2 separate regions of the Homo sapiens genome follow, and region 2 is linked to region 1. The links are chromatin loops, found by intact Hi-C in ENCODE. Cell type or tissue: HCT116. All regions are shown on one strand. Each heading gives the region's core, and the rest is flanking DNA. Links, peaks and the distances in the headings are about the cores only. Region 1 overlaps ZNF516-DT (ZNF516 divergent transcript). Region 2 overlaps ZNF516 (zinc finger protein 516).

Region 1 (15,854 bases), core at 2,239-10,238:
GCTGGGACTACAGGTGCACGCCACCACTCTGGGCTAATTTTTGTATCTTTAGTAGAGGCAGGGTTTCACCATGTTGGCCAGGCTGGTCTCGAACTCCTGACCTCAAATGATCCACCCACCGCAGCCTCCCAAAGTGCTGGGATTACAGGCTTGAGCCACCGTGCCTGGCCAGACCTAACTAGATTTTCAATTTTTTTCCTATAATTATTGGTTTACTTAAGGTCATAACATTTTTTTTTTTTTTTAGATGTAGTCTTGCTCTGTCGCCCAGGCTGGAGTGCAGTGGCGCTATCTCAGCTCACTGCAACCTCCAACTCCTGGGTTCAAGTGATTCTCCCGGCCTCAGCCTCCCGAGTAGCTGGGATTATAGGCACTCACCACCATGCCTGGCTAATTTTTGTATTTTCAGTAAAGACGGGGTTTCAGCATGTTGGCCAGGCTGGTCTTGAACTCCTGATCTCAAGTGATCAACCCGCCTCAGCCTCCCAAAGTGTTGGGATGACAAGTGTGAGCCACTGAGTCCAGCCTTATTCTTCAAGCCAATTTTGGTAGCTTATATTTCTTTCTTTTTTTTTTCTTTTTTGTTTCTTTTCTTTTTTTTTTTTTTTTTTGAGACAGAGTCTTACTTTGTCTCCAGGCTAGAGTGCAGTGGCGCGATCTCAGCTCACTGCAACCTCTGCCTCCCAGGTTCAAGGGATTGCCCTGTCTCAGCCTCCCAAGTAGCTGGGATTACAGGCATGTGCCACCACACCCGGCTAATTTTTTGTATTTTAGTAGAGACGGGGTTTCACTATGTTGGCCAAGATGGTCTCCATCTCCTGACCTCGTGATCAGTCTGCCTCGGCCTCCCAAAGTGCTGGGATTACAGGCATGAGCCATCACGCCCAGCTGGTAGTTTATATTTCTTAAAATAATTTTAGAAACATTTGTTTTTAAGCGTATTGGTATAAATGCATTATTCTTTTATAATACAAAAATATTTTCATATTATTTATTCCTACTGATTTATTATGTTTATTCTATTTTGTTCTATTGTTTAGACTTGGCAGAGTTTATCTGATAATTTACTTATTAAAATAAATAGCTTTAGATTTTATTGTTCAACTGAATGATTATTATTTCTATTTATTTCATTAAATTGTGTTTGAAAAATAAATGTGGATAACCGTTGATAACTTCTGTTGACATCAACTTCTGTTATTAACTTCCTGAGTTGAAACCCTCATTCATGTATTTTATAATAAATGAATTTTTGTTTAAGACTTTTCTGGGTTTCGCTTGGGCAAATCCCATATATTTGATACCTAGATCCCTCATTTATTTTTTCTCTAAATACTTTCTAATTTCTGATTGACTTTTTTTGTCTTAAAATCTTTAAATTTATAGGTAAATAGGTATCTTAAATGTAAGGTATTTTAAGTTTTTGCTCAATTTTTTTCTTTCCACTTTTTATTTCAGGTTCAGGGCATCAATTTTTTAATTACTCTTTTTTTAGTGAAGGGTTTGCTATTTTCTTATTGTTAATTCCTAGTTATTTGTCTTGTGGTTTAGAACAATGCCTTCATGGTTTCTGCACTTAGGAATTTGTCAGTAAGTTCTCAGGGTCTTCTTTTAAGTAACTGCTTCATGTGTATTTGCAAGGAGGCTGTATTCTCTCTTCATTAGCAATAGTATTCTGTGTTTTATTAGCTGAAGCTTACTCATTGTTATTCCCAGCTAGTTTTGCATACTTAATCCATTATTTCTGTTAGATGTGAAAGTCCATTAATATAATTGATGATTTGTCCACTTTTGTCTTGATATTTATTAGCCTTATATGGTGTTGTTTTGGGGTTTTTTGAGACAGGTTTCACTCTGTTGCCTAGGCTGGAGTGTGGTAGTGTGATCATGGCTTACTGCAGCCTCAAAGTCCCAGCCTCAGGTGATCCTCCCGCCTCAGCTTCCCAAGTAGCTGGGACCACAGGCACGTGCCACCATGCCTGGCTAAGTTTTGTATTTTTTGTAGAGATGAGATTTTGCCACATTGCCCAGGCTGGTCTTGAACTCCTGGGCTCAAATCGATCCACCCTCCTCGGCCTCCCGAAGTGCTGGGATTACAGACATAAGCCACAGTGCCTGGCCTCTATATGCTTTGAAGCTATAGTATTAGCTAAATAAATGATCATAACTTTAATCTTCTTTTAATTTCATCAACATTAGCTGTCTTACTTCTTTTCATCATGCATTCTGTTTTGCCTGTGGTTTATACTATCACGTTTTATTTGTATTTGTTAATATTGCCTGGTGTCTCTTGTTTCGTATTCACCCTTCTTGTTTTGTTTCAGGGTTGTCTCGCGTGCAGAGCATATAACTCGATTTTAAAGCTAGTCTTAGAGCCTTCTGATTTATCACCAATGTGCTTTAACTTATTCTGCAACTGTGTTTCTATTTGCCATGATTCCCTCAAGTTTTTAACAAACTTTTCTTCTTATTTTTCCTAGTTGTTACTCATAATTTTTAAACTCATATATTCAGACTTTCTGTCAATGTCCAGTATTAACAAACTTTTCCTGTTTTCCATCCAACAAAAATAAAAATCTTACTGTGCCTTTTCTTTCTCTTGTTTTCAGACTATGGGGGATTGCCATCCTAGATAGCTATGATTATATTTTCACAACCAACACCTATATAAATGGGGCAATATGTTTTCCTGGTTTCTTTCCTCACTACTGTTTTTTCTATCTATTTTCTTTTTTAAAAATATATATTTTATTGGCCAGGCGCGGTGGCTCACGTCTGTAATCCCAGCACTTTGGGAGGCCAAGGCGAACACATCATGAGGTCAGGAGATCGAGATCATCCTGGCTAACACAGTGAAACCCCATCTCTACTAAAATACAAAAAATTAGCCAGGTGTGGTGGCGGGTGCCTGTAGTCCCAGCTACTCGGGAGGCTAAAGTAGGAGAATGGCGTGAACCCGGGAGGCGGAGCTTGCAGTTAGCCGAGATCACGCCACTGCACTCCAGGCTGGGCGAGAGCCAGACTCTGTCTCAAAAAAAAAAAAAAAAAGTGTATATGTATATGTATATGACATATAATATATAGTATATATGATATATATCATATATACTATATATGATATATATCATATATACTATATATGATATGTATACTATATATATCATATACTATATATATCATATATGTACTATATATGATATCATATATACTATATACTATATATGATATCATTATAATATATACATTATCTATAACATAATATATAATATATAAAATATATGATATATAATATAATATATAAAATACATGATATATAATATAATATAATATATGACATATAATATAATATATATAATATATGACATATAATATTATATATTATATATGACATATAATATTATATATTATATATGACATATAATATTATATATTATATATGACATATAATATTATATATTATATATGACATATAATATTATATATTATATATTATATATGACATATGACATATATTATATATGACATATTACATAATATATATAATATATGACATATACATATAATATATAATATATACATTATATATGACATAATATATATAATATATAATATATATAATATATAATATATATAATATATAATATATATAATATATATGCCATATATAATGTATATATGATATATGATATATATTATATATTATGTCATATATAATGTATATATTATATATTATATATATTATATATATATATGTTATTCCCAATTTCCTCTACTCTGGAGTTCAGAAGAAGAATTCTAGGCCCTGAGGTTGCTCAAACAAAACTTGGTGAAAGGAAAGGGAAGTATTGCAATCCTGCACATTGAGGGGGTTTCCCTCCTCCAGGCCGCAGGTACCGAGTGGCCGCTAGTGTCTGGAACGGCATGCAGACCAGTCTCAGACCTGCAAGGACAGAAGGATGGTTGCTAGGTCAGGTTCCTGCAGCAGAGCAAGGGCAAGTTCACTTCTGCTTCCACAGTGCTCAGAACGGGCCTTTCAAGGAAGGATCCTATGAACGGAGGAGACACCTGCTCGTGGCGGGGGAGCCTCGCTCTCCCAGACACTGGCCAGTGCTCTTTCTCAAAACTCACTCATGGGAGCGACGTCGGCTCCTAGCCCCGTGGGTGATAGTGTTTTTGCGCATTGTGGTCAGTCAAGTGGCTCCACCAAGGAGGAGCAGAAAGAGCTGAGTGTGGGGGTCCAGGGGTCTCGCTACCGTCTGCGGTGCTGTCTTCGTTCTCTAAAATCATGTCTTCTCATCTCTGCTGATGCCTTTGCGTCTGTGTTCAAGATACTCCCATCTCTCCCATCTTAAAACAACCATAATAGAAGACAGAAGTCCATCATCCCAAGACCCTTGGAAGTATAGCTCTGAGAGTCCACTGACGCCACCACCCGCTTTCTCCGTGGCAGGGCTCTGGTGACTGCTCTGTTTGCCCCTTGAAGCTACTTGCCTGCAGCCTCTGCCATGTCCTTGTTGGTGAATTGAACAGAAGCGCCACCGTCAGCTCCCCAACTGCCGCTTCGGTGGCATCTGACACTCGTGGCCACGTCTTCCAAGGTCTTTGAGGAAAAGCCTGTGAGAGTCAGGTGTCCCGGTGAATGTCTCTCCCGACGTCCCCGATTCCCAGCAGCTCTTCCTTGTGCCTCCCCAATCTCCTCCAGAGACACCCCTTTCTCCACCTGTCCGTGAGACAACTCAGGATTTTGATCTGCAGGTTGATTATGGGACTTCCTGACTCTCTGCCACCATACCCTTCTCCTCAGTGAGAGGAGAAAGCAATTGTTACAACATACCTGTTTCAAAGGACAGAGCAATCTTTAAAAAGACATCTGACTGTGTCTTCTCTTGTTCAGAGCCCATCTGTGGCCGCTGGCCATGCTTCTGGCTGTGTTGCCTCTTCAATGTCAGCCCCAGCCCCTCGGTGATCTGACCTTGGCTCCGTCTCACCATCGCACACTGCCCTCTCCGCCTGCACCGTCCCCGCCACTCACTGGGCTCACAGACTGGTGAGGAAGAGTGCAAAGCAAACCACCATTTCAGCACAGGTTTAGGTTGTTTTCAATGAAAAGAAATGGAAATCCATGAATAAAATGGCTAAAACAATAAGGAAAATTCGTTAAAGTCCAGTGGAGGTTTTCTGCTCCAAGCTGGGTGACATTGGTGGCTTCACAACCACATTTTCCTCCCCTCTTTTCCCTCCGCCTCCTGGCTGGCTCCCTAGGCGCCCCTCTCCCCCGGGGTGGCACAGCCACTGGCATCCTGCCCCCACATTACTGCTGCTCCCGGTGACTGGCCCCAGGACTAGCCAGTCACCATTTCCCCACGTGGAATTCCTTTTCTCCACAAGAAGACTCCTTGCTAGAAGCCCCCTGTCCCACCCCAGCCAACTTTCCCTGCTGTCCCCTTGCCATAATTACGTCATATGGATGTATCTACTCCAAATGCTGGCAGGGCAGGGGCTGGGAGTCCGGGGCTGGGACAACCGCATTGGCTTAGATCAATCTCGCCGCCTCCTTTTGCGGCCTGGGGCTTTAGTCCACATTCCTGCAGCCATTGGCCATGCACAGTGGACACCATGCAGGATGGAGGAAGGAGTGACCCACAGGGTCCATGGTAGATATTTCAGCCAATAGGACAGGGGCAGGCATAGCGCTGTGGGACCTGTGCCTGGGGTTCCAGTCAAAATCCAATGCTTGGCAAAGTCCCCTGGCCTAGTACAAAATCTGTGCAGGCCTGGTAACCTCCTTGCTGGCTGAGACACTGTCTGCACTGAGGAAGCCTCGGGCCTAGCACCATGACTCGCAGGGAATCTGAATTCAACAAATACTCGTATCAGTTGAATGAATGAACGACTGGTCCTCTGCTCATCTTATGTGTCTAATGTTATCATTGTGATAATGCCAAGTGCCATGACCATGTCAAAATTAACACTTTAGGCTCTATGACTGGTGGTTTTACTGGCACTACGCACAATGTTCCTTGTGTTCCTTTAGCCTCTTAAATATTGTTTAACATGATTCATTGTTTGGAAACTGCTAAAGTTATAATCATGCATGCAGTTGACATTGGTCGATTAAGCTGAGTCCATCCAGGAATTGTCACAGATTTGCAGTTTATCACTGATACGCTTCACAAGAAAATCTTGGTTAGAGAATCATCATTCTTATTAAAATTTCTCAGTGTCCATTATATCAGGGGATTTAGAAATTATACATCATTGCTCAAGACATTGTTCTGCCTTGATTTCATCATACAGCAGGGTGAAACTCATAAAGCCTGCAGGAAAGCTCCTTATAGTACATGGAGGGGGAAGATAGATTTTAAGAACTATATTCTGAGACACATAATTTTTAAAAACATGTATGGATTCAAAACCATTCAAAACCAATTGACTGTGACATGTAAGAAACAGAACAACTTTGCCATGAGTTTTAAACTTGTAAATGGTGTGAAAAATTCTGAGCCACTCTGTTTTGCTGTTGTGAGCAGTTAAAGAGAATAAATGAGAAAACACTTCAAAATAGCACATGTGATTATTATAAGTCCATAAAATAGACCCTCCTTTCCTATTTCAAAAGGAATATTGTGGTCACCTGTTCTGCACAGCGGGTATGAGGACACATAAACTCATACAAACACCACCACTCCGGTCGCTGGAAGATTAGACCTTTCAAAAATTAATGCAGTTTTATTGTTTTTTTTGTCTTGTAAATAATCGTGGATAATTTATTGTTCCCATCTTCATATTTATGGCACCGTCTACATGTTATCTTTGAAAATGGGCACCTTCATACACGAAAGAGAGAAACAATTGTGTAGATGTATAACTGTCCTTATGTGGACAGACATCACACTTTGGAAATCACTTTTTGGTGCTGTATTTTAAACATTTTCAATCAGAATTTGTTTTTTACTTGGTTTCTATATTTTTGCTTAGCATGCTAGATAACCAGGCTTTTTCCAATCCCCTTAGATGGATGAGCGGTGTTAGCTTTATTCTCTGCCTAGGTTCATCAAGAGCAAAGAGGTACTGAAATGAATAGGATATTTGCACTATTAACTGCTCTGCAAAATTGCAGTTTCTTGTCCAAAACTGGACAAGAAAGGGTGACGTAATATTGCACAATAACGTCTCATGGTGGGAGAGAAGGACATTATATAAAACGAAAATAATATTGTTATAGGTCCTTAAAAAACCAACTTCAGTTTTTGAAATTCTTTTTGTGGCATTGGTAATTTGAAACAAAGTTTCATCAAAGTTTTTAATATAGGAGTATGTGTGCGCACTATTGTATTTAAAAATAAGATGAAATTTCCTAGCATTGAAAAGGTGAGAAGAGTTTAGCAGTTGTCTATATAATACTGCACAAATATGGCCTTTTTATTAGACGTTTTTGTATTACTCCAAAGAAATGTTTTCTACAAGTGGAAATATTAGTAAAATCGTATTATCAAAGAAGGTTTCCTAAAGAATACAAGACCTAGAATTTTGTTATAGAAGTTTATTATTAGTTTGCCTAATATTTCTTCTCTGCTCCATTGAGGTGAAGCCCCAATATAAAAAACCGGATAAGCTCAATTGCAAGTTCAAAAAAAAAAAAAATTGAGATGTGGGGGAGGGGTGGGGCGGTGGAGTATTGCTTTTCCCACTGTGTAAGGATGGGGTAATTGATTTTCTGGAAATAAAGAAACATATAGAAAATTGGCTGTGCTTAAGGATTCCTTTTCACTTTTACTAATACCCTGAATTTACTGAGGTAATAGAACTCAGAAGCGAACGAGAGGGAAGAAGAAAAACAACCGTCCCGCAGCTCTTTCTGTTGGCCCACTTTCACAAACAGCCTGCCCAGCGCTACAGGGAGACCCCGGGGCGAGTGGCAGCCCCTCCTCTTTGGATTTCCTTGCTTTTGTAAATTTGTCAGTCCATCCATGAACTTTGTTTGAACAGAGTTTGGTACTTAATGGATGATTGTATTGTATTGTAACTCACAGTGTAACACATCTTTTCTGTATTTATTTTAAAGAAAGGCTTTCTAGAAGCCAAAGGGCTTAAGCTGTAGGAAATAAAGAAGCGAGAGTGCCCGTCCAGGTCCTGCACACGCTGCATCTCACTCAGATGCCTTGAAGTCCACACCCCAGAAGTTTCTGCACACCAAGGAGCCTGTCCGGAGGCCTCCCTCTCTCTTCCAGAGGCGCAGGGCTGGTTAGCTTTGGAATTTAACGGGGGAAAAGCAAAGTGCTGACAAGTTCCCTGCCAGGAAGCCTCTGGGCTCATGTCTGTCTGTTGAAACCCAAGCACTGCCCTACAGGGCCCTGCCTCGCAGTAGACAGGGCGCCTTGGGAGGAAGAGGCAGGCTGCAGTCACAGGGGAAGAGCATGACTGGGTCTTGAGTGAAAACAGTTTGTAAACATTCACACTTTGAGGTGTGAATCTCAGATTCTGCTAGGCATGGCCATACCAAGGACACTCTGAAAACAAACACAATTTAAAAATCCGCGGGAGAAAGGAATGGTTCTAGAAATGACTTCCAGTTCAAGAGTATTAGCACAATTAGAGATAACTTTTTATGCCTTCAGATATTTTAAAACATCTTAAATTAACATATAGTTTTATAATATTGATGATATCAACTGCTATTTGAGGAGGGGGCCTGTGCTATTAAGAAAATAACTTACATTTGCTCATACTAGTATAGTACGAAAACAGTTTTAAGTGATTTTCACATTTAAATTTTTCTCATTAAAAATAACTGTGTGATTCCCACTTTGCAGATAAAGTAATTGCTATAAATTCTCATTCAATTATGGGTTGATAGTTTTTGTCTCCAAATCCTTATGCGGCACACTGTCAGAATTTATTTGGTGACAGTGTCATTGTGAACAGAGTCCGTTACACTCTCATTTCACAGACAGCACAAATCTTGTAAACATAGTGCTTTTGTCTTTGCTTTGGGTACTAGGAAGCTCAGGGGAACATTCTGCTGCTTCTGACAGTTCAAAGGATGACTAGACATGTATCCACGTGTGCTGGTGTTAAGACTGGTTGAGCTGAAATTGATCCTGATTTTTCTGTTTTTCCACTCTTATTATTCCTGACCTCATTCTTCCCACTGCTGAAGCTTTTCTTTGTATTTTATATATTTTTTAAAGCCAGCTCAACTCCTTTGAGAAACCAAATGAAACATTTGCATGGAGATTCTGTCTCCACCAGCTAGTTAGTAGGTATTCTTGCACAAATATGTAGCACATATTAGGTATGTGGAAGACTAACAACACTTTGTGATAAGCGGCAAATGCCAAAGTGCATGATGACGTAAACAGAACCAGAAGCTGCATAGCTTACACAAGCGCAAATGACCAATAAGCAGAACGAGAACTGGACATGAGAGTGTGTGACAAGTTCCTAAACATATTGTGAGAAGACACATATTTGGCCCTGTCCGTCTATAAAATTATCTTTAAAATAGCCAGGGCTGTCGTGTTTCAGCTGCGTACAGCTCAATGTAGGTGGATGTATGGGTTGGCGTCATGGTCGAGGCTATTTCTAAATCCATGGCTGACATTCGCCAACTCTGAGAGACGGGCGGGACTGTGAACTCTGGGTCTCTCCTTCAGCATCTGCCAAATGGGACAATAGTGGCACCTACCTCATGGGTTATTGTGATATATTAAGTGACATAAAATGTAAGCTCTTAGGAAGATTCCCTACATAATAAGCATGTAATACATACTGCTTTTAAAATGAGCACTTGATCTAGTGCCTGCCTTACAGAGTAAATGTGGAATAAATAAGTAAATGCACAGATATGAAAAATTAAGATTTAGAAGTTTCTTAAACTTTTGTCATTTTTTAAATGATGACTCCTTGCCTGAAATTTTTTTTAGATTTTCAGTGTATAAAATGTTTTAGCCATCTCGTATCACTTCCCCACATTTTCCTTTTGCCATTTACCATAAGGCTGCCATGAAAAACAAAAGTGCACAAAAGTGTGAGAATTTATACAATTTACTCACTCAATTAGCGTGATCAAACTATTTGTCTCTTTACAAAAATTTCATTTTGATTCCCCAAGTTTAACTTAATGCCATTGGTTTAACATCTGTTTGGAGCACACCAAAACACCTCTGTCTATTCTAAAATGGAATGCTTCAGTCATGCCCAGAGATCCACACCTGTCCTAGTTCAGTCCCCAGAAAGATAAATTCTCTTAATGAAGGTTTTTCCTTGGGGCCAGGAAGCTTGGGGGTGCCTTAGTGCTCGGCCACGTTCATGAACCCACCTCAAGTGCCTGACGTGTCAACCACTCTGTTTCTTTATATTGACTGCAAGTTTAGTTTTCTGATTTTTAGTATGCCTGGGCGTTACATCTTTTCTCCTTCTTTTTTTAAAATTTTTTTAATTTTTTTATTTTTTAGATAGAGTCTCGCTCTGTCTCCCAGGCTGGAGTGCAGTGGCGCGATCTTGGCTCACTGCAACCTCCCGCTCCGTGGTTCAAGCAATTCTCCTGCCTCAGCCTTCCAAGCAGCTGGGACTACAGGTGCCCGCTACCACGCCTGGCTAATTTTTGTATTTTTAGTAGAGACGGGGTTTCACAGTGTTGGCCAGGATGGTCTCGAACTCCTGACCTTAGGTGATCCACCCACCTCGGCCTCCCAAAGTGCTGGGATTACGGGCGTGAGCCACTGTGCCCGCCCCCCACTTTCTTTCTTTTTCTTAAAGTCATCTGCTTGTAAGTCGTAAATAAGCTCTGAAAATACTAACCAGAAAGAATTTAACACCAATTTGGCCATAGGGTGGCTTCATGTTGTTACGGTTTCCATTTGGGAAGGAGGTAAGTCTTTCTGTCATATTTCTTTTGAAGCTTACAAGGTGAGAAAAGACAAAGACAGCCAAATAAGGAAATCAATCATTTTAGGTAACAGAAGAAAAATTCTTGAGAATTGTTTTTGGTGAAATTACAGTCACTCTGTTTTTATTATTTATTTATGTATTTATTTATTTTTAGAGATGGAGTCTCGCTCTGTCGCCCAGGCTGGAGTGCGGTGGCGCGATCTCGGCTCACTGCAAGCTCCGCCTCCCGGGTTCACGCCATTCTCCCGCCTCACCCTCCCGAGTAGCTGGGACTACAGGCGCCCGCCACCGCGCCCGGCTAATTTTTGTATTTTAAGTAGAGACGGGGTTTCACCATGTTAGCCAGGGTGATCTCGATCTCCTGACCTTGTGATCTGCTCGCCTCGGCCTCCCAAAGTGCTGGGATTACAGGTGTGAGCCACCGCGCCCAGCCTATAGTCACTCTATTAATCAGTTTTTTCTAAAAGTTCTCTCCTGCATGTACAATCTATGTGTCTTTAAGACTGGCAAAATTGTACCTAGCTACATGCTACAACATGGATGAGCTTGAGGACATTATACTAAAAATTAGCTGGGCGTGGAGGCGCACGCCTGTAGTCCCAGCTACTCGGGAAGCCGAGGCAGGAGAATCTCTGGAATCCGGGAGGCGGAGGTTGCAGTGAGCCGAGATCGCACCGCTGCACTCCAGCCTGGGCGACAGAGCGAGACTCCATCTCAAAAAACCTGGCGACAGAGCGAGACTCCGTCTCAAAAAAAAAAAAAAAAAAAGAGGCTACAATGGTAAATTTTATATTACATGATTAAAAAGTCCCTCACCCACCCCCGCCAAAACTGTGGCTGGCCTCTCCATCAACAAAATGTCTTTATTCCTTAATTATGACAACTCATTCATATGCTGACCACTTCTTTTCTTACGGTTCTGTTTCTTACACCAGCGAACCCCCTGAATGCCAAGGCGGCTTTCCTTCGAACTGTATCATGTATGTGTCAAATGAGATCTCACGCAAAGGTCTTCCCTACTTAGTTTCATTACAAGTGTACCTAGCCTACCCACAGTGAAGGAGATATTGCTGGTTCCCTTATTTCATTTTCAGTTCCGTTAGAAAAGTTTGCATAAACATGCACATGTAATCAGTTATGCATGGTGAGCCATAATGAGCTTTGGGGGCAGAGAAAGTCAATGGTTTTGCTGTTGTAAGAAAGTGTGGTGTTAATAGGTCACAACCTATCTGTTAAGTAATTAACATACTGTAGGATTATAAGAAAAGGTAATAAGAAAAACAAGTCCCTTTCTTCCTTAACACGGGCAATCTTTCAAAAGAGGAATCTTTATTGAATTTGTCTTTCCTTAAATGAATTCTGGTCTGTGGCCTAGTTCCTTTTATTCTTCAAACCGTTCTCAACCACATCTGTGGAATTCTGTATCAGCAATTGTGAAGCCAGCTGTTGCTGAGAGTCTTTTACTTAAGTTGAAATTAAGAACAGATTTGAGGGTCGTCTACCTGCTGTGAAGTCCTGATGGAGTTACCAAAAACTGCAAATCGTGAGAAAATGTGACTGCAGTTGCTTGAACTGCTAGTACGTTTTCTACAATGCTTTCTCCTCCATTGCAAAAATACCCTAACTCTGTGATCCAAGATTGTTATTTGTTAATGTCGTCTTTATCATTATTCAAAATATATGCACAAAAATCAGTAAGAGGAAAATCTGTGTTGCAATAACAATAGTGTATGGGTCAGCAAGGTTTTTTTTTTTTTTTTCTTTTTTCTGTGTGGAAAACAAGGACAGATTGTTAACAATGCTGGTTCCGTGGGAAAGTTCTTAAGATTTCTGCTACTGGGAAAATGAGTAAGGCGTTCTCTGTCCCACACACACGGGTGCATTTTGCGTCCAATCTTGAGGCGATGCTTTGTGGATTATTCAGCAAACTAAAAATTCAGGCATACTACCTGTTGAAGGCATCCTTTGACTTGAATACAGAAGAGGGAGGAACAAATTTTCACAAAAGTGTTTCAAGCAACGTGCAAGTCTCAACCATGATTAAACCTAAATCACTGTCAGTTTGACCTCAAATAAAAGACCCCACAAGAGAAAGCTCGGTAAGAAGCCATCTTAGTGTAAACACGGGAGACTCTGGGTGTAGATCACATTAGAAGTGATTTCTTTTGTGTGTGTGTGTGTTTGTAAGAAATGTGTACGATAACTGAGATAGTTTCCTAAATTAAGATTTAAAATATTCTGTTAACTTTAGATTTAAGCAGTCTGAAACCACTTCATAGAAGACTCTATTTAAAATATAATCATAATTTTGCCACACCATCCACGAAGGGGATTATCCTGTTAAATTCCATATCGATACACCCTTGCTGAAGGACTGTTTCTTCCCTCCTCCATATTCAAATACAGTGTATTCTCTGAATTTTTTAGTTCCATGAAAAGGAAAGATTTTAGGAAAAAAAAAAAAACCAACACGTTAGGATTGGTGTAATATTTTTGAAACCATCAGTGATTAAATAAATAGCCAATTTCCATTTATACACAAAATAGTTACCTATTCCAAACAGTACAAAGGGAATGCACAGCTGTACTCCTAAAACAGTCTTTACCTAGGAATACTTGATAATTTAAATCAAATTTATCCCTAATCCACTCTGAAATCTCTAAATTTAAGTTAGTTCAGAAAACAAAAGATTACTCCTTGACTTAATTGCATAATATAATTCTTCTTTTTCAGATATAGACAATCCTAATAAATTTACACAAAGATAGGGTTAATATTATTTACTAATGAGTAGCACACCCAACTGTCTAATCAGAGCACTTAAATTTTTGAGCATGAATATTTAATATGTATTTTTTAGTTTGTCTTCAATTTTATGCTATAGTATAGACAGTTTCACTTCTAGCTTTCAGGCACTGGAGGCCTTTTTTTTTGTGGGGGGCGGAGTTCTTTTTGGTTTTTACTCTGAGCTATCTTTTTAATGGAAGTCCTCGAGAATGTTTCTAATCTAAACGTCCTCAATCACTCCATAACCATTGAACACCATTTCATCACACGTTGAAAGGGGTGGAGTCCCAAAGGCTGAACGGATAATTCGTTAGACAATAGCAAGGGAAAATGCTTTCTTTCCCCCATTTATTTCATTAACCAAAATTATTGTCTGTTATAAAATTATAAATAGAGGGTGGGGGGGAATGAAGTTAGTGAATGGGTACAAACATACAGTTAGATAGAAGGAGTAGTTCTAATATTTGATAGCAGACTACAGTGACTACAGTTAATAACAATGGATTGTGTATTTCAAAATAGATAGAAGACAGAACTTGAAATGTTCCCAACGCATAGAAACAATAAATACCCCAGCTGATGAGTACCCTAAGTGCCCCGACTTGATCATTACACATTCTACGCTTGTAACAAATACACGTACCCCATACATGTGTAAAATATCACATATCACTAAAATAAAACAAGTAGCCAAAATCAACCATTAATATTCAACCATTAATACTGCTGACTTTGCTCCATCCAAATACTATAATTTACGTAAACCTTTCAAAATAGGAGAAGCTCTCCTGGGCCATTCCAGGGGCAAACGGTGCCCTTAATCCCTAATGGTTACTTTAAGTGTTTGAAGCTATTAAAACAGTTGAAATGTTGGCAATGCTAAATATGGTTACAGGAATAGTATGGAAACTTGTATTAAACATTTGATTTTTATACCTTTTTTGTGTGTGTGGAGTGAGCTAGGAATAGTGCATTGACAAATGAACAACCACCAGTGACTTGTGTACAATCAATGTGAACACGTTTCAATTGTCAGTAACAAAATGATGCTGGCCCTCCAGCTGCCATTTTCTAGGTCTGCCACACCAGACACCAGGACTTAACTCTTTGCCCATCCATCAAATTACGCTCTCAGATTTCGCATGCACTGTAGATAAACGTGTAAGAAAGGAAATGGTTTAAAAGCACAATATTATTGTAGACAGACAATGCCCTGAGTGAAATCACATGTGGGTGACTTAAGACAGGGCCCTAAACCGGCTAGAAAAAGGAAGCAAGTCATGAACAGTTTTATGTGGAGGGGTTTGGAAGTCTTGATCACCATTCAATGATCTACCTTGTCCATTTTCAACACATGGAAATTGTTAGCGCAAGTTTGTACTTTAAAATAGACCCAAGAATGCAGATGAACGTAGGTTTACAGGACTGATATTCATTCCAAAATCCTACCAAAAAGCTATTAAAGTGTCTTCAAATTTTAATCTTTGTTGTTACCTACATGTATGTAATAATATGTGTATACAAGGACATTTACGGCTTTGTAATTAACTGAATTTGGGGATACTTTCTTTGTGCATTTTCACAGTGTACTGAAATGAATGGTGGGCACGTCAATACTTTTCGGTGAATCAGACTTAAACGTGATTGCTGAAGAATACATCCCACTTAGGCATTCATGCTGAAGCCAGCAACAATTGTCCGTGACCTTTAACATGCCCGCTCTCCAAATCAGTGCAGGTCGTTAGTCACACGGAGCTTACATTTGAGGACTCGCGGATCCTTCATAGCGGAGGTTGTCCCTGTCTTTCTGCCTGACTCCCCCCCGCCCCCCGACCCCGACACACACTCCCCACCGCCCCCAGAAACATCACACATGCAGAATGCCCCCCCCGTCTGATCGCCAGCTTTCGGGCACATGCGCCTCCCTTTGCAGCGCGTCTGGAGTAGTTTCTTTTGTAAACGCCCTAAGTTGGGGAGGGCCGCGGGCTGCGAGTGTGAGGCGCAGAGAGAGACGCCGCCGCTGAGGTAACCGCCAGGATTGCAGCGCTGATTGCTACGCGGAGCCACGTTGGGCGTCTTGGACGGAATCCACCTCCACTGCGGAGTTATCACGAGGAGAAGGAGAACAATACGGCCAGGAGCCTGGTGGGAGAAGATAGTGTTACCCCTCCGC
Region 2 (15,854 bases), core at 3,355-11,354, 46 kb after region 1:
CCTTGACTGAGCACTTACTTGCAGCCTCCAGGAAAGCCCAGCACCTGTGGATGCTGTAATTCCAGCACTGCCCCCGAGGTGTGCTTAATATCTAGTTAGGGCGAGAGAGATCTCAGGGCAGAGCGTTTGCCCAAATCATTTCCTCTCTGGGACAAGAGACACGCAGGACTTCCTGCCAGCCCAGAGGGGCTGTGAGCTGCAGGTTCCGAGAGACACGCAGGACTTCCTGCCAACCCAGAGGGGCTGTCAGCTGCAGGTTCCGAGAGACACGCAGGACTTCCTGCCAACCCAGAGGGGCTGTCAGCTGCAGGTTCCGAGAGACACGCAGGACTTCCTGCCAGCCCAGAGGGGCTGTGAGCTGCAGGTTCCGAGAGACACGCAGGACTTCCTGCCAACCCAGAAGGGCTGTGAGCTGCAGGTTCCGAGAGACACGCAGGACTTCCTGCCAGCCCAGAGGGGCTGTCAGCTGCAGGTTCAGCGAGGCCACGGCTGCCTCTGCCTGATTTTACTTCCCAGAGGCCAGCGTCTCCTGGGTTTTGCCTCTCTGGGGCCCCCCTGCCTCCCAGGGCCCTTTGCCTGCACCTCTGGGTGGTCCTTCCCTGTGAGGCTGCAGAACCAGGGTCCTGCCCCAGGGCATCCCTTCCCATGTTTGCTCCCCACGTTCACCGCCCGTGGCATCACCACCATAGACTCCAGGTCCTGGTGATACCCTGGTGGAGGGACTTCTGTGTCATCCTGTCTCCTGTTGCATCAGCTGTGCGTGTCCCAGCAGGGATGGCCCTCGTGGCCCCTGTGCATGTCCAGGGTCCCTTCTCTACTTTTCCAGCCCCCACTGTAGGCACGTGTCCCCACTGGGTGTCTTGCCTCACACCCATCCCAGGCTTGGCAGGCAGGCACCACTGCGTCCTGTGTGCCACGCTGTCTAGAGAGCCTGTCCACAGAGTGCCTTTCTCCTTGACTAGATCTCCTGGAGATGCGCGGCCCCGGCACCTGCATAGAGCACTTGGGTCCGGCCGTGCCAGCCAAGTAGCCTCTTTGGTGTCCCCGCCATCCCACCTGGCTTGGTCCTTGTGGGCCTCACAGATGCTGGTAGCCTGGTGAGCGTGCAGAGCGTCGGCCTCCGTGCCAGCATCCCGTCCACGTGGCAGCATGGGTGCACCATTATGGGAGTGGGGAACTGACAGAGAGACCTGAATGCTGTTCTCAAGGGGCAGGAGGTCCTGAGACTCCCAAGGGAACGGAGTCTCTGTTGCAAGAGCCCTCCCTGTGCCCCTGCCTGCCTGGAGCAGTGGAGAGCGAGGTGGCCGCCCGGGTGGGATGGAGTCCGTCTGTGAGAAGCACCCTAGGAGTAAACCCAGTAATTAGTGTCGTAAATCAAATCTCTCCCGGAGCCTGAATTAACGTCACTCCTAAGGGAACGTGATGGTTTCCAGTATGGCTTAGACCGTCACCCAGGGACATTAGAAGTAGGGGGAAGAAACAGTTGATCATCAGAAAATGCATCGAGAGGACTGCTTGGGGCCTCTTTAAATTGAAAATGGTGTGTCTTTGCCCAGCAGAAGTTTGAACTGGGAAGTGTGTTGAACAGAAGGGTTTGGGCGCAGTCTAGCTGTTCCTGGGATTTCGCCTTTGCTGTCCCAGGAGCCCATCTGGGAGCCTGTGCTGCGCTCGGGTCCTTCTCCCAAGTCCCTGCTGGTCCCTGATGGCTCCTTGGTCCATCTCTGTTTTCGTGACCATCACACTTCTGAGGAGGACTGGCCGGGTGTTTTGTGGAACCCATAAGCTCCAGGTCCTGGTGACGTCCTGGTGCAGGGACTTCTGTGCCCTCAGTTTGGGTTCTTGCGTGTTTTCTGATTGGTTTAGCCCAGGGTTATCGTTCCCGGGAGGAAGATAACCTTCTCCCGCAGGGAGAGGCCCTTCTCATCGCAGCACATCAGGGGTTGGTCTTGTAAACATTTACTCGTATTTTCGCCTCTTTCCAGCCCTGCCTTTGTCTGTTACTGGTTAATACATCTGAAAGTAAAGGTATAAAGTTTCTTCCCTGTCTGTCCCTCCATCCTGGAGCATTTCTCCCGTGTGCTGTCCAAGGACGCCGCAGGGTCAGCCTTTCTCAGACACAGATTGGCCCCCTTGGCCCAAAGGAAATAGATTTTTAAAAAGGCCTCTTTCTCCTTTGAGTTTCCTTGACTAGAGAATCTCTCCTCTTCTGCTGTCGAAGAGTAAGATCTTTTCTGTTTCTTCTGCCCTGTTCCACCTGTAACTGCCAAATCTGAAGCTGGTGTCCAGGGGCAGGAAAGCATCTCTGGATGTGCATAACCCGAAACCTTGGTCTCAACCCCTGTGGCCTGTCGAAGAGGGGAAACTAAGCCAGAAAATAGCTTGTGCTTAGTTTAAAAAACTGACACATGTTGAAGACACGATGTCCAGCAGATAGTGTGGATGACCACGCCATTTTGGTGTACGATGCATGCCAGCCTTGAGCTGCGTGGCGAGCCCTGGGCCCTGGCACCTCTGGAGCCTCTCTCCTCTGGCGGCTCCCCTCGAGGTTGCCTGAAGGTGAGGAGGGTGCAGCTGCCCTCATCGGATGCACGGCTGTATCCCTGGGGTCGCATTCCAGTAGTTTCTCCGCATCACTAAAGATACTGGGGCTCTAGCATCCATTCCCACTTGGGCTCCTCCAACTGCGTAAGGCTCCCATGATACATCCCCCACCCTTCAAAAGATGCCTTGACTAAATCATGAAAAAAAGGAGACTTTTTAACCTTTCCATAAGTGAGATGGCCAGGCTGGGGTGCCAGAGAGGCCCTGCAAGTCCAGGAGGCCACTGTCCCCATCTGAAATGGCCAGGCTGGGGGTGCCAGGGAGGCCTTGCAAGTCCAGGAGGCCACTGTCCCCGTCTGAAATGACAAGGCTGGGGGTGCCAGAGAGGCCCTGCAAGTCCAGGAGGCCACTGTCCCCATCTGAAATGGCCAGGCTGGGGGTGCCAGGGAGGCCCTGCAAGTCCAGGAGCCACTGTCCCCTATCACTGCGCATCACCCTGCCTTTCCACATAGGTCTGGGGGCTCTGCACCTTTGTCTCCATGACTCTTGGGGTTTCCCAGTGATGGTTCTGAGATTTCTGAATGCCAGCTTGAGACAGCAAAGGCCCCAGTCATGCCAAGCTATGTGTGAGTCCCACTTTCTGTTTTTGAGACTGAGTCTCACTCTGTCGCCCAGCCTGGAGTGCAGTGGTATGATCTCGACTCACTGCAACCTGCACCTCCTGGGTTCAAGCGATTCTTCTACCTCAGCCTCCCGAGTGACTGGGACTACAGGCACACGCCACCACGTGCCACGTTTTTAATGTACCTTTAGTACATTAAAAATTTTTAAAGTACTAAAATTTTTTTTTGTATTTTTAGTACAGACGGGGTTTTACCATGTTGGCCAGGCTGGTCTTGAACTCCTGACCTCAAGTGATCCACCCACCTCAGCCTCCCAAAGTGCCGGGATGACAGGTGTGAGCACCCGCGCCCGGCCTTGAGTCCCACTTCTGAGACTGTAGATGGAGAAACATGGCGTGGTGCCGTAAAGAACGGGAAGTGATGGGGAGATCTTGTTTCGGTGGATCTTCTTCTGTCTTTTTTCCTTTTGAAAAGTGTGTGTAGTTCAGGACTGAGAACATAAGCTTTCGAGCACTGCTTATTGCTCAGGCAGTGGGAATAGTTTATTATGAATACTTTGCTAGTGTCTGTTTTAAAGCTTGCTGTCAAATCGCTTTGGAATGACTTTCAAGTCTAGTGAGAGCTGTGCCACACCCTGAAACATCTGGGGATTCCGTGGTCCCAGGTATAAGTGGGACACCGATTTCAGTGGGCACGTCTGCGTTGCGGTCACAGACTGGCTCCCTAGTACCCTAGTGTGTTTTGTAAACGCAGATGCTGCGGAGGAGGTGAGTAGGTGGCGCCCCACAGACCCATCCCCAAGAAGAGCGAGAGCCACCCAGGGGCCTGGCATTTCTGGCGGTCGGCAGTGTGATGCGCACACCAAGCGCAGTCCATGCCAGGAGCTCAGGGCATATGCATAGCAGGTGTTCCCTGGTGACATTTTGATAGGCTGGATTGACAACTAAATGCAGATTGTTCCGCTGCTACAGTTAGGCGGCGTCCTGGTTACCTTCGCTGCTGCGTTTGTGCTGTGACTGTTGAATGCTTCTCCTGCTCCTGGCTGCCCCTCACAGATGTGGGAAGTCCTATTAGAAACCACACTGTGTGGGATTTTCCCAGCAGCCCCACTTGGGGTGATTTAATTCATTCTGAAAATACCTACGGTAGCCCCAAAACGTCCTTGGGCATTGTTTTAATTTTTCTTAAAGAGAAGCAGTGGCAAATGGTTCTTAAAAACATAATTAGATGAATACTAAACTTTTCCTCATTTCAGAATCTGAGAGAGGCCGAGTGGAGTTCGGTCCTTCTCTGAACACTTTTAGCTGAGAGTACCAGCATCCAACTGGGAGCGTTGTCATTGCATTTCCACATTCCCAGGAAAGCCCAGGTAGGTGCAGTTGGATCACCTTCCTGTCAATCCGTCTGACTTCTGTTTCACAAACCTGGAATTTCAATCAAGCTTAAAACAACAGTTATTACTTTATGGTGTAGGGTCGCTTTTCTTGGCATAGCTAGAAAAATGTAAAATGATGGTAAATAGAAGAAAAATAATTAAACCAGAGCACATAACTGGGAAGCCGCCTCTGTGGGCTACTTTGATGAGGACATAGGGATCACAGTGTGAATGAGGTTTTCTGCTGAAAAACAGCCAGTGTAAGCTGATCGTAGAACTTGGTGCTCCTGGGGTGGGGGGTCCATTCCTTTTTATGATCTGGAAAACTATTGGCTCGAGGATATTAGCTTGCATATGAGTAAGACCCACTTTCTTTTCTTGCCCAAGTTTGCACAGCTTATTACAGTTGGGCGATGTTTTTGGGCAGACAGCTCTCTTCTCTTCTGGGAGGTGCCGGAGCAGAGCTGCCTAACGCAGTGATGGAATTGTGTGGTGCAGGCTTCATCTGCGTCCGCACGGGGGCAGGTTTCGGTTGTTACCAGGCAGGTCTTTAATGAGGTGGACCGCTAATCTCTCTGCTGAGACCTGCCCTGACGGCGATGTTTCTAAACTAAAGGGGCGTTGGAGGAGTGCCTGTGTTGGACTGTAGGTCCCTTGTGGGAACAGGAAGATGTGGTGTGAACTGTCTTGTGTTGTTCTTCAGTAATCGATTGGGTCATCATTTGATTAAAGTAGTGAAGTGGTTTTCTTGGGATTCCTACAAAGCCGTCTCTGAGTTTTGCAAATCTGGAGCTGCTGGTGCAAGTCCTGCCCGCTCCCCACTGTGATGGGGTGGCCTCTGGCGTGGAAGTGTGTCCCGTGGGCATGGTCACCAGCGCTCATCGGCGGAGGCTGGAAACACGCTTCTGTGGCAGAAACACTTTGAAAAAAAGGTAGATGCTGGAAGAATATACAAAATGTCATATTAATTTAAAAGGTAACCGGATGTGGGAAGGGTGGGAGCCAGGGCCCGCACGCTTGATATCCGGGCTTGGGCAAGATCATCCCCACAGAGTCACAGGAGGAGGGCGGAGCGGTTTCCCCACATACCACACGCCTGCAGGGCTGGACGCCGCACCCTTCCCATCCAGGTGAGGCTGCCCAGGGTTTCTCGCCTGCTAGCTGGTCCGGCCCATGGCGGGCACTCGGGGGATACCTGTTGACCATCTGATGAGACCTGGGCCCCTCGCCTGTTGGCGACAAGCCTCAAGCTGGTTCCCGTGCGGTCCCTGCATATTTTCGGTACTGCTGAATCTTGGATGGAGACCTGAAGAGGAAGGGATCTTGAATTTGTCAAGCGCCCACTGTGTGCCAGGCGCCCATTTTAAGCACCCGATGTATGTTTTCTGATTTTACGTTTGGATGGCAAGATTGCAAAACGTTTGTGTCCTATAAATGAATTTCTGACAATTGCAGAAGTTATAGGTGACAAATGACTCCTTCCACCCCCAAATTTCCTCTAAAGGCCACATTAAATAGGGTGATCCAGGGCTTCTCAAGTGGTGTAGCCCAACAGGTTGGTCCCAGGTGTGTGGAGACGCTGGTCCCCTGGGCCCTCTTGGTCAGGGAGGCAGCAGAGGGTGGGGAAGTGGCATGTGCCACAGGGCTCGGAGGAAGCCAACATGTTTTTCACAGTGCCTGTTGCGGCCATGGTGATCGGTGTTCTGTTAGACGAGACACTGGCCTCACCATTACATGGTCAGTGTGCAGTGATGACGGAGTGTCCAGGAGGAGCTTGGTTTAGGCAGATAAGTCAGCCCCGTTCAGTATGTTGTTATTTTTATTTATTTATTTATTTTTTGAGATGGAGTCAGGCTCTGTCGCCCAGGTTGGAGTGCAGTGGCATGATCTCAGCTCACTGCAACCTCCGGCTCCCGGGTTCAAGCGATTGTCCTGCCTCAGCCTCCCAAGTAGCTGGGATTACAGGCATGCGCCACCACGCCCGGCTAATTTTTTTTTGTAGTTTTAGTAGAGATGAGGTTTCACCGTGTTGGCCAGGCTGGTCTCCCTGACCTCAATTGATCCACTTGCCTCGGGTTCCTAAAGTCCTGGGATTACAGGCGTGAGCCACCGTGGCGGGCAGTATGTTGTTTAAAAAGGCCCTTCTATTACTTCTGGAAAAACAAAGGGTTAAGTAATTACCCGCCATGAACAAGCGAGGCGATCATGTGGCATGGCTTCTCCGGTTTGGGAGTTTTGATTCTTATTTTCACTGTAGCTTTTTGCAAGTGATCTCTCTCTCGGGGTGTGCTCTGACATGACTTGCACAATTCCAGAACCTCTCTAGCCCTGAACAGAAGCAGAGTAGAGCTGTCTACTTGTCTTTCATGAGCAACTGGGCTCGTTGAAAAAGGGAGGAAAACAGGATCGATCAGCCACCTTCCTCCCAGTTTTTTTACTGGTCAGTGGCCGACTTGCCAGCTGCTCAGGATGGTGTGGCCTCTTGCTTTGTGTTGATTTGGGGTCTTAGAGGTTCATAGGTGATGGCCACAGTGGTCGCTTTTGTAGCCCCGGATGTTACTTTGTATTTAGATTGTACCCCTTTTATTGGAAGGTCAAGGAATGTTCTGACAACTCCAGAATGCTCATTCCAGGCACCAGAGAGCGGGGGCCTGGAAGGTGGTAACAGGGAGGCAGGAAGACAGGGAATGGGCTCACAGCCTTGTCGAGGGATGTGGCTCACAGCTTTGACCCTCAGCGTCCTCGTCTGTGAAATGAGGGTGGCATCGCAGAGACGGAGGAGGGCCCTGGACGGTGAGTGCAGGCAGAGGTGCCTCCTGTGCTCTGTGCCAGGATGAGGATTTATGATTGCTAACAGCACTAGGAGTCATCGGAGTTCCGCATGTTTCAACCTTCGGGTGAGTGTCGCCCCTTGCTGTGTTTGGTAGGCACATTCCAACAGAACGAGTCCTGGTCCAGAAATGCAGTGCGGTGTTTTCTGGGCATTCTTCCCATTTGTTAGTGGAAGCATTCCTTGGCGTATGTTGATAGTGGTTAAAAGACTGCATTCTAGTGCAGTGGACATGATTCATTATTTGGGACTGGTGAGACAGACCTGCCCGATGCCAAGGAGGCTGCCTACGTAAAGACCCCACCCGGCGTTTCCTTATCATCAGTATGTTCCTTCTTGTGCCTGCCGGATCGCCTGTTCTTAGCCTGCCTGCCACCGTCTAACCTCGTCTCCGGGGGCCTGCAGTTGGCCCTGAATCCTCCCGCGTTGTGATGGGATACCCACTGTGCTCCAGGAGCAGTGCCTGGTGTAGCGTGAGGCTTCCGGTTCTACCTCCTGCCCTGCCACTTCCTGAAGCCCCGCATCAGGTCCAGGGGAGGCTGGGCCACTCTGACTCGGGCTGTGGAGCTGCTGGACATTTAAAGGCTTGGTGTTGAGAAGTGTTGCTGTTGGCATCATGGCAGACAGTGCTGGAATACATTCCGAGGGAGGCGACGCGGTGCCCGATGGGGTGCACACGGCCGCCACGTCCTGAATGGCACAAATCCTGGGCTGAGCTCAGGGCCAGCTTGGCACGCGAGGCCTCCCTGGCCGGCAGTGGAGGGCCAGAGTTTTCTCCCACGAAGGAAGCTAGGACGGCTGTCCTCAGAGAGCTTGGGTGCCTGTGGGAGGGCTCAATGATGTTGAGTGGATGGTGGCCACGGGTCAGGGCTGTCACCGGCCCAGGATTTCCCGAGCTGGCACTGGGTCCAGTGTGCCTCCAGCAGTGACCGTGCATGGAGGAGAAGCCGAAGCTCGGGGCAGGGAGAGAGCGCCCTATGCACAGGAGAGGGGCAGCAGGTGGGCCCGGCGCCCCGTTACTGCTGCAGCGTCTGGCTCTGTGCGAAGCTGGTAATCCAGGCACATGGGCACGAGTGTTGCTGGTAGATTGTTGGAAGTGGACATGCGTGTTTGCCTCCAGGTAGGGTATTTGAATGAGTGCTTTTATGTAGGTTAAGAGATCACACACATGTGCTCTCTCAGACACACACACACACCCTCGGGCACACTAGCACATGCTCACACATGACACTCAGTCTCTCTCATGTTCACCCAGCTGCTTCCACACTCACTGTCACACACTCTAACCTTTACACACAGGCACGCACACACACGACGGTGAGGCCTGGCATTGCCTACAGGCATGCACACACACAACGGTGAGGCACGCACACGCACGACGGTGAGGCACGCACACGCACGACGGTGAGGCACGCACACGAGGCACACACACGCACGACGGTGAGGCCTGGCATTGCCTACAGGCATGCACACGCACGACGGTGAGGCACGCACACACGACGGTGAGGCACGCACACACGACGGTGAGGCACGCACACGCACGACGGTGAGGCATGCACACGCACGACGGTGAGGCCTGGCGTTGCCCACAGTGCATGCCCCGTCCTGAGGGTCCCGAGCACTACTCCTGTGCCCTTGGTCCTCTCAGGGACGGGATTCCCTTCGTACCTGTCTAGAAAATGCCCCCCGAAACATCTGTGTTGGGAGGGAGAGCGAGCCTTGTGCAGGATGCTTGCTTGGGAGAGAAGCGCAAGAGTATTTGAAAATAGGAACCTTTTAACTCCACCCCACTGACGTTTTCTTTTTCATAATTTTCCTTGCAAAGCACCTTTTTGTGAGGACTTGGGCCCGTCAGGAATTGGAGCTCCATGCACTGCGGGTCCACAGTGCTGTCTGTAGGGTTTTGGAAACTGCAACTTTAAGTGAAAGGACGTAAAATGAAACTCATGTTTCCTTTCCACATCAGCTTTAAAACAAAAAGACTTTATCAAGGATTTCTGTTTGTCATTTCGCATCAAGTTACAGTTTCCAAGAAGCTATAGATGATGTTAACTGAGGACCTACCGTGGCACTTATTAGCTAAGTAAATGATGGCATTGAAGTGTCAGGAGAAAAATGGCCCTCTGCGTATTTAAAACCATGGTGCGCCTGATGTGTGAGGCAAACGTATCCAGCCGAGGTGGATATCATTGCAAATAAGTAGCTGCAAAGTACATTGGGCCTTGAAGGTGAGAAGAAGCTTATCTCTGCAGAAGTAAAAGAGTATTTTCCATTTGTGTCCTAGTGAGCTGTCTTTCAGAGAGTGGCATGGAAAGGAATTTTCCTGCTAGATTCCAAGACTGGATCGACATGTTCTTACAAAGGGAACCTCCTTGGGTTTAAAAAAATGTTGATTATTTCTGGCACCCTTCTGTCCCTGAGACCCAAGTCAGTGGTGGGAGTTGCCCCCATATCACTCTTTTTTATTTTTATTTTGAGACAGGATGTGAGTCAGTCACCTAGGATGGAGTGCAGTGGCATGATCATGGCTCACTGCAGCCTCGACCTCCCCGGCGTCAGGGATCTTCCCGCCTCAGCCTCTTGAGTAGCTGGGACCACAGGCATGCGCTGCCACGCTCGGCTAATTTGTATTTTTTAATCTTTATATAGAGATGGGATCTTGTTATTTTTGCCCAGGCTGGTCTTGAACTCCTGGGCTCAGGTGATCCTTCCGCCTCAGCCTCCCAAAGAGCTGGCATTACAGACGCCGCCCACATCCCTCTTTAAAGCATGATTTTGCATTTGGATTTAGTTTTGGAAGATTTCTTATTTAGTTAACGTAGTTTCCCTTAAGGGATTTAAGAACTAGTTTGAGATAACTGCCCTTCTCAAAGAAAACAAATATGGCTCTGCTTATCAAAAGTGGAGATATGTTCAGTTTAAGAAGGAGAGAAAGCTTAAAATTGTTTATAAATCCTGAAGCTCCTTGTTGAGAACTTTCCAGAAAGGAATCTTACATGCAAGGAGCATTTGTAGATCATTTTCTTTGCCACATACATGTGGTGTAATAAACATATACCTACACACGCTTAAAAGGGAATGTCTTTTTGTTCACTGCGTGTTGTCTTACTGGCAGGCTGCATAACCCTTCTCCTGTGCTGTCAGCTTAATTTAGCCTGATGACAAATCTGAAGCCTGTGGTCTTCCCTTTCTGTGGCTTCCACTGTTGCAGATAAAACAGGTGGTACCTGTGCGTGATTTACCCAGCCTCACAGCACAATATAACAGATGCATATTTAATGCAGCAAAGTGATTTTGGAAAACAACAAAACTCAGAGTAAACGTAAAACAAGAAATTGAAAGCAGTATTATATGTTTGCATGAATAGCTTGGAAAAAGGATTTTAAGTGTAAAGCTGAGAAAGTATTTGTGTTTAGGATGGAGCCACTGGCCCCCCCCCACCCCCCAGCCCCCATGTGAATCAGTGAGTTTTGCCTTCTGAGTTACGTTACCCAGATAAAGATGCAGCAGCAGAGTCTCGACCTGCGCCTTCATTCTGACCGTCGGGGTTGACTGTGTGGCCCAGTGAGGATGAGCCACACACACATTCCCGGGAGGAAGCCTGGGCTGTGGATGGCAGGCTAAAGTTACAAAGCACATTGAGGGCGTCCTGATGCTCTGGACTTGGGTGGACTCCTTAGCTTGAAGCTGTGGGTCCCAGAAGGCTGGCCGGGATAGGCTAATCCCTGAGCCGACTTTTAACACACTAGTTTATGTGACTTAACACCAGCTAAGTGGATGACAGTCTCCTTAGTTATTGATGGATAAAATGGAAGCAAGATTTTGGGGCCTTTAGTTGAGCAAGGTCTCCAGCGTGCTTATCTCTCTTGCCTCCAATTCTTAGTCATCCAGATTTTGTTTTGCAGCAAGGTCCCTGAATAGGCACTACTGCTCATCGCCCCAGAGTTAGCAAGGCAGAAAAAGGTTCTGCTTGAGCAGTTTAAGCTGCCAAAGAAGTCAGGCCAGGAGCGTGAGCTAAAGTGAGCATCTATTGTTTCACGTTCGCCAGGGCTCCTGAGAAGAGGGGCGAGCACTGATGCTGTCTTTATCTGGAGTGACAAAGGAAGGAGTGAGTTTGGTGGCATCTCATTATTGATGGGTCCTACCATCCTCCTTGAGTTACAGACGATACCTGACTGTTTGAGGATGCCGAGCCCAGTCTCTGGGAGGGGAACAGGGAGGTAACAATGGTCTCTCTGGCTGTCAATTGTGTTTATTAAAGAATAATGGAATAGCAGCTCATTTAGATAATCGAGGTGGAAGCACACTTTGGAGTCATTTTTCAGTACCTTGGTTCGGTGGGCAAGCTGCACACACATGCTCATTTTCTTTCTCTCCCACAGAGGTTTGTGCATGGAGAGCTCTGTGTAGCGTGTCACGTGTGTAAGTGCAGACTCTTTGTGACACAGACTTGCATTGGCGCATCTCACGTGCCTGTTGAGAGTAAGTTTATAAGTAGTCTCTTCTTTCACCAGGTACTTGTTTCTGTGGTTTGTTTTCATGAAGGTGAATGTAATTTTCTTGAATCAGATGTGATAGTATCTGGAAACACAAGCCTGGGCTGCCAGGGGCTTCTCCTGGCTCTCCTGTCTGCCCTTGGCTGTGCTTACACCCTGCTGAATGGGAGCAGGGAGGCCTAGGTGGGCCTGAGTCCTTGAAGTCCCCCACCTGTGCCGGCAGTGATCCTTTCCAGCCTCCATCTGTCCCTGAGCAGTGCCTTGCACAACTGTTCACAACATTTGCATTGGACAAATCAGAGAAAAGGAGTCTAGGGTTGTGTGTGTTGCTGTGTGCCTCCAGGTTGGGGTAGGAGAGAAGTTGCAGGAAAAGAGAGAGGAAAAATGACCGTGGTTGTAGAATGAATGCATTCTTCCACTGCGTAAACCCGTGACTGTTCTGACCTTAATTTCAAACATGGACCTTCTGTGACCAAACGGACTATCCAGATGTAGTCACTGAATTAGTGTCATGGTCTTCGAGTTCTTGGAAAATGTTCGCAAAGCAACTGTGTGACTGCTGTTTGTCTTTCTGTTTGACTTAGGACAGCTTTCCCCCATTAAAGTGTGACAGTTTATTCCCATATAACCCAGGCTGGGATAAAGGGTAGATAACTGTCCTCTTTGGGGACCAAGGGGATGGGGCGGGGGTTGGCAATTCTGAAGTTAAACATTATGCCTTGTTACGTTTTAAATTTATTTTTACCAGAAGCTGTTGCTGGGCAAGATGTTTTGGCTTAGAAAAATGTGCCCACCCTCATTTCTGCAAGGTTGTTTATGATCACTTCAGGTGCAAAGTTTTCTTAACTTTTGTAGCTGAATAATGTAACAACATTGTTACAGGGAGTTGTAGTGGAATTTTGCTTGTTTATCCTTTTTTGTTTCCTGCAAGGAAAGAATAGATCTTCTTTTATCTTCAAAGCCTGGAACTTGCAGTAATGTGTCATTAAGTGTGTTTGAAAAAATATTTTTAGACAGGCAGTGCAGGGTAAATCCTATGGAAATGTGACATCATGTTTTTGTCAGGAATTGCTCTTTGTAAACATTCTCTGATAGATCACTCTCCTTAAGCAGCTGAAATAGCCAACTGCTTTCAAAGGTGCTGTGTATGTTAGTGATAAACTAGGTCATGTTACAGTCGTTATTGGCAGTAATGGAGCTGGAAAATTTAAACTGGTTATAGTACATGTGCTATATATAGTAAAGCATTTGGGAAAGATTTGTCCTTTTGTAATTTTGATCATCTTAAAGTATTGATTGGTGTTTGTACAATGATAAACAAAATCTTAAGTAATTCCTTGCACAATACGCCTTTCAGCTATCCTATCAAAATCTTCTTAGTTTCAGCGTATCTGTTTTTTTCTTTTAACAAAAAATGCGTAAGCAATTGCTTAGAATTTGGTAAAATTGATTATTGACGTGTTTGTTTTTCCTCTATGAGCTCTTAATGAAGGGATTTTTTTGGGCGCTGACTTCTGTGCTAAACAGCACTACATCGGAAGGTAATGTTTAACAGAATGCCTTATGGCTTACTGCATACAATTATCTCTCTTTGTATTCTTGGGCACAGTTCTTTCTTTCATTTGATGGTGGGGACTTCTAGGGTCTTTCACAAAAAGCACAGAGGGACAAGAGAATGTCAGATAGGTATTAATTGCAATCTGTATTCTTATACTGGGAGAGAAATGTTGGTTTTAATCAAGTGGTTGGAAAATAGGACTGTGTGTTTGGGAGGCGAACATTGTTCTTTGCTGCTGGTTTACATGGCATAGTATATACAGCTTATTTGTAGAAACAAATTTCAGTTAAAATATATTTTATGATAACTCATAGAAATTTCGAAAAAGCATGTTTAGTAATGACTAGGAAGTGTCACCCAGTTAAAAAATACGAGTTTCTGCACCATTGTTTTGTTTTCACTGCTGATCATTTCTAAGAAAAATTTTAAGAAATTTTATATTAAGACACTGAATTAGTTAACAGTTTCCACAGTTTTGAGTTTAGGCTCCGTAAAATCTTTAAGCCACTTCTAAATTGGGTTCTTGCTGCAGTTCATCGAAGGCCTTCTGATTTTCCATATTTGTTTTAAAGATAGAAATTGATGAGTTTTCATTTTCTCTGGTGTTCCCTAGGTTTTCAGTGTTTCTGAGTTATGCGCAACTTTAGCTTTAACTATTGTAGTGTAAGATGTAGACGGAGTCAAAGTGAAAACCCAGTGCTTCCATGGCTTTTGTAATGAATAGCGAGTGATCTGTTCTGTTTTTGTGGGAAGGAGAGCGGCCCCTCAGTGACCACAGGACTTCATCTGAGCCGTGGGTTTGGGGGAGATGCAATTCTAAGCTTCTGGAAATGGGGCTCTTAATGGAAATGTTGACAAGATCATTAACTATACTAGCAATGCTGGCTGCTCCAGAAGCCTGGATTTACCTCCAAATCCCTAACGCCAGCTCTTTGTGGCAGACGAAGGGGCTCTAAACAGCACATTTATCTGCAGAAAATTATGGAGCAGGCTCTGGATCCTGTTATTTTTTAGTTCTGTGAAGTTTACTTTTTTAGTGATTGGCAAAGCAACTACTTAGTATTAAGACTTGGAAAATAGTAAATAGTAAATGACAAGTAACAGTAATGCAATAATTTTGGAGAGCAAAAGAAAGGGAACGAGGCTCCTTCCCTTCTGATATAAAAATAGCCACCCCCTGTTCTTCATTTTCACACGGACACTCCTTTATTAAAAAGTCTCTAGAACTATCTTGAATTTCCCAGGATATGGTAAGGACTGTGGAAAGAAAATTTCCGTATCCTTCCTCATTTTTTCTTGGACTTTTCTGAATGTAATCCATAATTAGATTGTGTATTCAGCTGCCCCTCCTCCCCCAGGTCATATTTCAGTAAAAGGACACACGGGCAGCTTCATACTGGTGATGTTCAAGGGACTTCGAGAATATATTGTGATACTGTCTTTACTCTTAGCAAATGTTCTTCTATTTGAACTTAGGTGGAAGATGGAGTTCTCTCTTTCCTCTTGGACCAGGAATTAATTTGGGTTTTTTGACAGTTTGTGGTAAACAACTGCATAAAAGGTAACCTACTTGCGGAAGAATAACATTTAGGTCATATATGCATTTTGGCTATAAATAGCATGATGACTCCAGCCCGTGGTCTGAGGTGCAGAGCCGGAGAAGGCTGTGCTTAAAGGATCAGAGTTCGCGTACTAAAGCCTTATTACGGACAGTTCCTTACATTTGGGGACTAGCATGCTGGCACTTGCTTTGATTTATTTGGGGGGTGCTAAGTAATGTAAAGACAACCTTTGTTTTAGAAAATGGGGCTTTGTCATTCTCCTTCACTCTACCTCGTTTTCTGAACAAAGCCGGCTGGAGACTTACCTCTAGAATAAATGTTTTGAGCAGAAAGACCTAAGCACATTGTTCTCTGGCTGCCCCCACATCAGGTCTGTTGTGGTCAGGGGGCCGCGTTGCTGCTGGCGGCTGCTCCCTGGGATAGTGGCGTTTTGTGTCCTTTTTCCCCTAGTGGGGGAGGTGGGTGGAGTTTCTTGTGAATGCTGCCGATTCTGGTCGCCTTTTATTCATTTCTTCTTCTTAGAGTGGAAATGTAGCTGGTTCATAATGGATTATTGATTGGTCTGAGAACAGCAGCCGCCTCCAGGCCTGTCATCGGCCGTACTTACTCTCCCAATAGTGAATGCATCACTTTATGGGGCTCTTCGGGACCCCAGTCTGGGGACTATAAGCCTGTAATTGTTACTGGTGTACAGAATGGTTTGTAGGGAGAGGAACTCTTCATTGTTGTGATGGAATTTTCCCCCATTTGTTGAGAGAATAGGCTTTTTGTCTCAGTAGTAAGATAAGCTTGTCCAGGATGTTAATGATGTATTTTAATTCATGGTTCATAATACTACAGTGTAACTAGTGAAGCCCGTCTCATTGTTT

What was found. A loop is a pair of places that touch in the nucleus more often than their neighbours do. Peaks named below come from ENCODE experiments on the same cell type or tissue, not always from the same donor. Only the 100,000 strongest peaks of a DNase experiment are listed, where the experiment ranks them.
Region 2: a loop joins it to region 1, with 2.4 times the contacts of the local background. A loop is called at or near these places in 39 of 110 quality-filtered maps.

The regions. Positions count from the first base shown.
Region 1 is chr18:76,496,248-76,512,101 of GRCh38, reverse strand. ZNF516-DT (ZNF516 divergent transcript) reads right to left here. Exons shown (of 2, transcript NR_164145.1): 2 at 14,013-15,823. It also overlaps a transcript of ZNF516 not described here. Among named protein-coding and RNA genes, the nearest start is that of ZNF516-DT, 8.8 kb to the right of the region's middle. RefSeq lists an enhancer at 12,141-12,190. In HCT116, for the core only: no CTCF peak of the experiment used is centred there; no DNase peak of the experiment used is centred there.
Region 2 is chr18:76,451,707-76,467,560 of GRCh38, reverse strand. ZNF516 (zinc finger protein 516) reads left to right here. Exons shown (of 7, transcript NM_014643.4): 2 at 4,420-4,533. Among named protein-coding and RNA genes, the nearest start is that of ZNF516-AS1, 32 kb to the left of the region's middle. RefSeq lists enhancers at 6,861-7,458, 7,459-8,056, 9,469-9,968, 9,969-10,470 and silencers at 11,307-11,366, 11,387-11,466. In HCT116, for the core only: no CTCF peak of the experiment used is centred there; a DNase peak (open chromatin) is centred at 7,570.